Regions from separate parts of the Homo sapiens genome. Here region 2 is linked to region 1. Evidence: chromatin contacts called from ENCODE Hi-C or POLR2A ChIA-PET data. All regions are on one chromosome and are shown on one strand. The core of a region is the stretch at or near the end of the contact, and the rest is flanking DNA. Distances in the headings are between cores, read along the strand shown.

Evidence for each region. Hi-C counts contacts between places; a loop is a spot of excess contacts on that map. ChIA-PET counts read pairs that join two places held with the same protein, here RNA polymerase II (POLR2A). Pooled maps may share reads with other maps.
Region 2: a pooled map shows a loop between it and region 1 (11-fold over the local background). The contact joins the promoter of PHOSPHO2-KLHL23 here to the promoter of SPC25 in region 1. A Hi-C loop is called at or near these places in 6 of 50 pooled maps. POLR2A ChIA-PET finds 5 or more read pairs at or near these places in 2 of 52 experiments (PC-9 and activated T-cell).

Annotation. Positions count from the first base shown.
Region 1 is chr2:168,888,401-168,891,787 of GRCh38, reverse strand. SPC25 (SPC25 component of NDC80 kinetochore complex) reads left to right here and starts at 1,358. Exons shown (of 7, transcript NM_020675.4): 1 at 1,358-1,470; 2 at 2,255-2,401; 3 at 2,497-2,562. The coding sequence starts at 2,269. LOC124907904 (a long non-coding RNA gene) reads right to left here and starts at 1,157. Exons shown (of 2, transcript XR_007087287.1): 1 at 1,106-1,157; 2 at 545-872.
Region 2 is chr2:169,692,996-169,696,085 of GRCh38, reverse strand. PHOSPHO2-KLHL23 (PHOSPHO2-KLHL23 readthrough) reads right to left here and starts at 1,617. Exons shown (of 5, transcript NR_144936.2): 1 at 1,464-1,617; 2 at 839-871. CFAP210 (cilia and flagella associated protein 210) reads left to right here and starts at 1,681. Exons shown (of 9, transcript NM_001085447.2): 1 at 1,681-1,825. The coding sequence starts at 1,759. It overlaps PHOSPHO2 (phosphatase, orphan 2), which reads right to left and starts at 1,617. Exons shown (of 4, transcript NM_001008489.4): 1 at 1,464-1,617; 2 at 839-871. RefSeq lists a silencer at 1,309-1,588 and an enhancer at 1,719-1,898.

The DNA.
Region 1 (3,387 bases), core at 109-2,608:
CACTCCCCTCAGCTGAAGACCCAAAGAGAGCAAGAATCTTCACTGAACAGTCTGATAAAGACCAGTGTATAAACCCAGTGAGGAATTCATCAACATGGTACCAAATCAGCCCTCTTCCATGAATCTTCTTAAATACTGTCTTCACTAATTTGGTACTGAGAAAACCCTAAAAATGAGTACCAGCACTCAATCAGCTGAAATTCTGAGATGCTCAACTCATAAAATTTTGCTTTAAGGTAAATAGTATCAGATATATAAAATTAGAAGTTCTTGGGAAAATATTTGCAAATGAAAGGAGATTTATCATAGTAAACTCTATGTCTAACTGTATTAATAGCAGTCTCTAGGCTGCAAGGTGACTTTTGGGTATATTGTGAAGTGTTAAATATTCATAATAACTTGTCCTGATTTCATAGGTCTTAATTTAGTTCTTGGATAAAGAATGGCTAATATCTGGTCCTCTGAGAATGTTTTTTACATATTTACTTCTTGTTGGTGTTTGTATTGTTGATGAAAATGAAAAGAAACTAGTATAGTAAAGACCTTTTGGTGTATAATAAGAGGCTTTATTTTCACAAACATATCATAGTCTAAGATTAAAATAATAACTTTGACTTCATTATTTTAGCCAACTTTATTTTCCATTCTTCAGAAAGCATATTCTCTAGGTTCTTTCCCTAGTTTTCTTTCTTCCTCAGCTTTACCAAGAAGGATTCAAATACCGAATCTATGTCACCTTTCAGAGTTTCTGGACAACGCTGATTCCCTGCAGCTTGTCTACTCTGGCAAATCCTAGTTGAATACCTTGTGCCTCATTCCTGTCCTCAAGGAAATAGCAGGTGATTTTGATAGTGCTCTAGTTTCTTCCACTTCTGCAAGATAGTAACATAGTGTTCTATTAGGCCTCAAAAACATTGTTAGAGAAGCTGGGGGAGTAGAAAAGAAGGAATATTTTTGTAAGCAGTAAAAACCTATTCTGAGGACCATCTGAATGTTTCTGCCCACTCACAATTGAAGTCAACTTTACAAGGTGAATACAAAGAAGAGGATGTATTTGTTGCAAAAGATACGATTAAAGGTCAATATCTGTATTTGTTCCAGAAACCTTTATTTGAAGCCGATAAATGACTTGTCGTGGGCGAGCCCTTCGGGTGCTATTAATACTTTCGGGTCACAGCGGAGACTCTGGCTGTTGTTCAGAAAAGAACTACGAATCCCAGAATGCCCTGTTCCCCCATTTTCCCCTCGAGAATCCAAGGGTGAGTTCAACCAATCCTGTCAAGGAGAGCCTGCGCTATCGGCCAATCAGAAGGCCAGCCTGCGCCTGGAGGCGGGTGGCGGGAAGTGCACTAGGTTTGAAATCGGAAAGTTGGCGGGGCTGCGGGAGCTGAGCCTAGAGTCCGGCTGTTGGCTAGAGTGGGCGCGGATCTGGTGTGGGGAAGGCGGCGGGACTCAGGCCTGCCTGCGAAGGTAAGGGAGTTGGGCGCCGAGCTGGGCTCCTTGGCCCCCCTGTCGCAATAAGGGAAAGTGAATTTGAGGGCGGGATGTGTGTATTTGCGGCGGCGTTTGTGAAATGCGCATCTTGTTGCTGTTTGGGCCTCACAGCCTGGTGGGGTGGGCAGCTGCGAACCCAAAGCGTTCTGGGTTTCACTGCAGGAGGTATCTTTGGTCCTCCTGGGAAGGTTTTAGCGTCGCAGAGTACTGGTGGGTCCAGGATTCTCCCAGGACCTCCTTTTACAGAGGATACTGAGGCCCGAGGTGACTTGTATACATCCTCGACGGAACCTACTAAACTCCCACCTTAGTCCCTATTTTACTGTTAACTTTTACTGTTCTGAGGTGGAGGAGAGAGACAGGATAGATGTGTGGGGTCTTATTCTATGGGAGGGTGCCGGCCACCTGGCTATCCTGATGATCTCTGTTCAGAAAGGGTTAGAGTTGGATCAGGGGTTTCAGAAGTCAACAGTTTTACTTGTGAGAAAATGGACCCAGGGTCATAGTGCGTGTGAGTGTCCTGTGCAGTTACACTTACCTACTAACAAGCTGCTAGGAGGTAAAGGTGTCCTGAATTATTGCTGCACGTTAACAACAGTTAAGCCCAGGTGGCTTGATCTACCCTTGAATACCTAGAATTAAAGATAAGTTGCTATTTTCTAGCAAAGGACAAATTGCCAAAATACTGTATACCCGATTGGAATATGTGGGTGATTTGATTTCAGTAACTTAAAAAATGCAATATGTATTCTGTTTTTAGCATTGTCCTACATAATGGTAGAGGACGAACTGGCACTTTTCGATAAAAGCATAAATGAATTTTGGAATAAATTCAAAAGTACGGACACCTCCTGTCAGATGGCGGGACTAAGAGATACCTACAAGGATTCCATCAAAGCATTTGCAGGTACCTAGTGTTAACTTGTAACATGCTGGTTTTGCTGTTCTAGTTTATTTTTTAGTGTTATTGCAGCTGAATTGAAAGTTCAATTTCTCTTTCAGAAAAGCTGTCTGTGAAATTAAAGGAAGAAGAACGAATGGTTGAGATGTTTCTGGAATATCAAAATCGTATGTGAAAAAGTATAAATCATGGGGTTTTTTTTAGATAAAACATCTTTATCATGAAATCTCTCATACAAGTAAGACAATGTATTTTGTGTACACAAGTGTGTATATGTTGTGTGTGTGTATATATATATGTGTATATATATGTATATATATGTGTATATATATATGTATATATATGTGTATATATATATGTATATATATGTGTATATATATACATATATGTGTATATATATACATATATATGTGTGTGTGTATATATATATATATACACACACACACACACACACACACACACACACACGTACATGTAGTGGCTCATGCCTGTAATCCCAACACTTTGGGAGGCCAAGTTGGGTGGATCCCTCGAGCTCAGGAGTTGAAGACCAGCCCAAGCAACATGGTGAAACCCTGTCTCTACAAAAGATTTAAAAAAAAAATTAAAAATTAAAATATATATATATACATATATATAGACACATACACACACAAATACATACACATTAACACATATACATGTGCTTATATATAGGAATAAACATTGACATACTATACAGTTTAAGAAAGAACATCCTATGTTACACCTTCTCCCACCTTCCACAACTAACCTATCAATATATTGTTTAGTATTGTGGGGGTTTTTTGTGTCATTTTTTGAGACAGGGTCTCACTTTGAGACAGAGTCTCGCTCTGTTGCCCAGGCTGGAGTGCAGTGGCGCGATCTTGGCTCACTGCAAGCTCCGCCTCCTGGGTTCACGCCACTCTCCTGCCTCAGCCTCCCAAGTAGCTGGGACTACAGGCGCCTGCAACCACGCCTGGCTAATTTTT
Region 2 (3,090 bases), core at 368-2,867, 800 kb before region 1:
CAATACTTTTGTAACCAATTTTGTTAAAATTCCAGAAAATTGTTGTTGGGAGACAATTTTCCCTGCGTCTCTGGTGGTTCTGCATGTCTTACTGACTGCCCTTTCCTCTAGACTATTGTCTCAAGGATGTTTGTACACTGGACAGCCTTGAGAAACATGCTTATTTGTCCAAATGATAAAGATCTGGGTTCCCTAAGCTCAGGGCTCCTTTCCTGTAATTCGACACACACTACATCTAGGTGACTTCTTGCCCACTTTGCATTATCCTGTGGGAACTGGGGCTTTAGGGAACTCAGGCGAAATTGCTGATTTACTGGCTACTGCTGGGAGTAATTCATTCCTGAAATGAATAGTCTTGTGTCTTCCATGAAACTGCCAGGCTAAGTTAGCCTGCAAACAGGGTAAAAATCTCTGTTCCTTCCCAGTTCTTGAAACTTTTTTTTTTTTTGAGACGGAGTCTCGCTCTGTCGCCCAGGCTGGAGTGCAGTGGCACGATGGTCGGCTCACTGCAAGCTCCGCCTCCCAGGTTCACGCCATTCTCCTGCCTCAGCCTCCAGAGTACCTGGAACTACAGGCGCCCGCCACCACGCCTGGCTAATTTTTTTGTATTTTTGCTAGAGACAGGGTTTCACCGTGTTAGCCAGGATGGTCTCGATCTCCTGACCTCGTGATCCGCCCGCCTCGGCCTCCCAAAGTGCTGGGATTACAGGCGTGAGCCACCGCGCCTGGCCCCCAGTTCTTGACACTTTTTAAGGTATAGTTCCAAAAACCTACCAGCGCTGTATGTGCACAAACTAATTTCTGTCTTCAAATATTTTCTTAATTATTCCATACTTACCAGCATTATTACGTGGAACATCTGATAGAAAACCTAAAGAAAAATAGCACGACTATGTGTTAGAACATTCGTTATTAAAAATCTTTTTGTTCTTTCATTTTGAGAGACTCCAATTTGGTGCATTATGTGTACACGTCAGAGCCAACTTGTTAGTAATGAAGTTATCTGTACATCAATGTGTTAGAAAAGCATCTTTTGAAACCAAACGCGCAGCTACTCCTAACAGATTTCTGTGGTCATGTATTTACCAAGAAATTTAAAATATCTCAAAGGTCCTAACGTAAATATTCTAAGCATATCATTACGTTTTAACATTCCTATTTTTAAAAAACTTGGCCCCATCTAGTCCTGACCATGCCTCAGAAACCAAAGGATTAAAAAAACAGCGTTTATGTCAGCGAATCCGCGGGTTTTTATAGTTAAGGGAGGGCTTTGCTCCTCACACTCCACCCGCGAGGAGATCTGCGGACGCACACACCACGCCTAGGCCTCGCGCGCTCACACACCTGCCGGCTCCACCCCGAGGGTAGGCATCGGACCCAATCGGGGGTCGTCCCCCATGGGGAGCGCGCAGGTGGGGATGGGAGTAGCAGGCAGGGCGGGGGCCCACGGGCTTCTCACTGACCCAGTCCCGCCGTCGGCAGCCGCCCCGGCGCCCGTGACGCTCCTGCGGGTTCAGTCCTTTGGCCTCGCCCCACGCCTGCCCTCTCGGCAGCCCCACTCACAAGCCCAGCTCGCAAGCGCAGGCGCCTCTCTTCTCTAGCCCGACCGCCAACTGCAGCACCTCCCTTGTTCCTCGGCTACGGCTGGCGTCACTTCCGGCGGCGTTGCCAAGCAACCGCGTGGTACGAGTAACAACTCCACCGGCTGGCGTCCGCGGCGCTTGGCGCCACAGTCACTTTTCCAGATCTAGGAGCATCATGGACACCTCGTCAGAGATGCTGGTACGGTTTGGACGGCGCTGTGGACGGGCGAAGGAAAGTACAGGTGAGCTAAACTGACCTATCCAGGGACAGGGATTGTTTCTGGACCCCCGGCATGGAGTGAGAGGCGAGGATGCCGAATGAGGGCTTCAGTTGCCTTTTGAAATGGACTCCACCAGGTCGAAAGCATCCTCAATAAGCATCTTTGGGCTCTGTGTGAAGTTAGGCCGTCTTGCCCTCAGGTGAATGGGTGAAGGAGGGAAACGGGGAGTGGAAGTGGGTGGGAGAATGTTTACAGAAATAGGGGTGGAGAAAAGATAGGAAATCAGAGACCCCCACCCCCAGCCCCAGCTGACCTAAAACTGCGCAGTTGCAGCTCTGAGAGTCTGGGTTTTGTTAAATTTCCCGCACGCTTAAAGTTTGTTATTCACTGATTGAATTGGAATATCTCTTGGAAATATAAGTCACCTCTTTAGAGGCTTGGCTCTTCTGCAAACCTGCTGATTGGTCTTTACTAAAAGTCTCTGAAGGAAATATCTCCATTTCCTCCTCTCTAAAGTAAATATAAGGTCTCTCTCTAAGTCAAATGCTTTTAGAGAGTTAAAAAAAAATCGTGTGACATAAAGTACTGTAATTCAGGTGACCTGTTATAACAATTTGATTTTGGAATAGAAATAGACTTCTAAAGAACTCTATCAATTCTAGCTACAACAGTTTCTTACGTCTGTAAATTAGCAATTAATGTTGTCATGGTGACAACTAGAACTTTGGCAATTTGAAGTATCTTCATGTCATTGCCCGAGCTTCTGTAGCAATAGTGCCCCCTGCACCAGATGCAGAGTGACAGCCAGTCATTCTTCACTAGTGGATATTTATGCAGTGGAGGTTTTATGAGGTTAGCAGCGGACTTTTGCCATGTAAAAGGAAAGAAACAGTACCAACATGGCCAGTTTTGGAAAAGCACAATTAGTCCCACACATTCACTTTCCTGCATATGCATTTCTGCACTACCTGGTTTAGATTTACCTAATAGTTGTTAAATAATGTTTTGTGGCAACTAGCTCAAAAGCTTCCACCTGAGCCTCACTGCTAAATTTTAATCTCCATTTTTAGGGGAAGGCTAAGTTGGAGAGAGGTTCAGAGATGTGTGCAGCTATTAGTAAAATAAATAATTTATAAAGATTTAGTGGGATGACATCAGCCAGAATGGTGAAATAGGATCTATGCCTGAAATCCTCTCCTCCATAAAATCAACAAGAACAGTGGCAAAAATCATCAATATCGACTTTTTCAGAACTCTGGAAATTAACCAAAGGCTTGCAACAATTT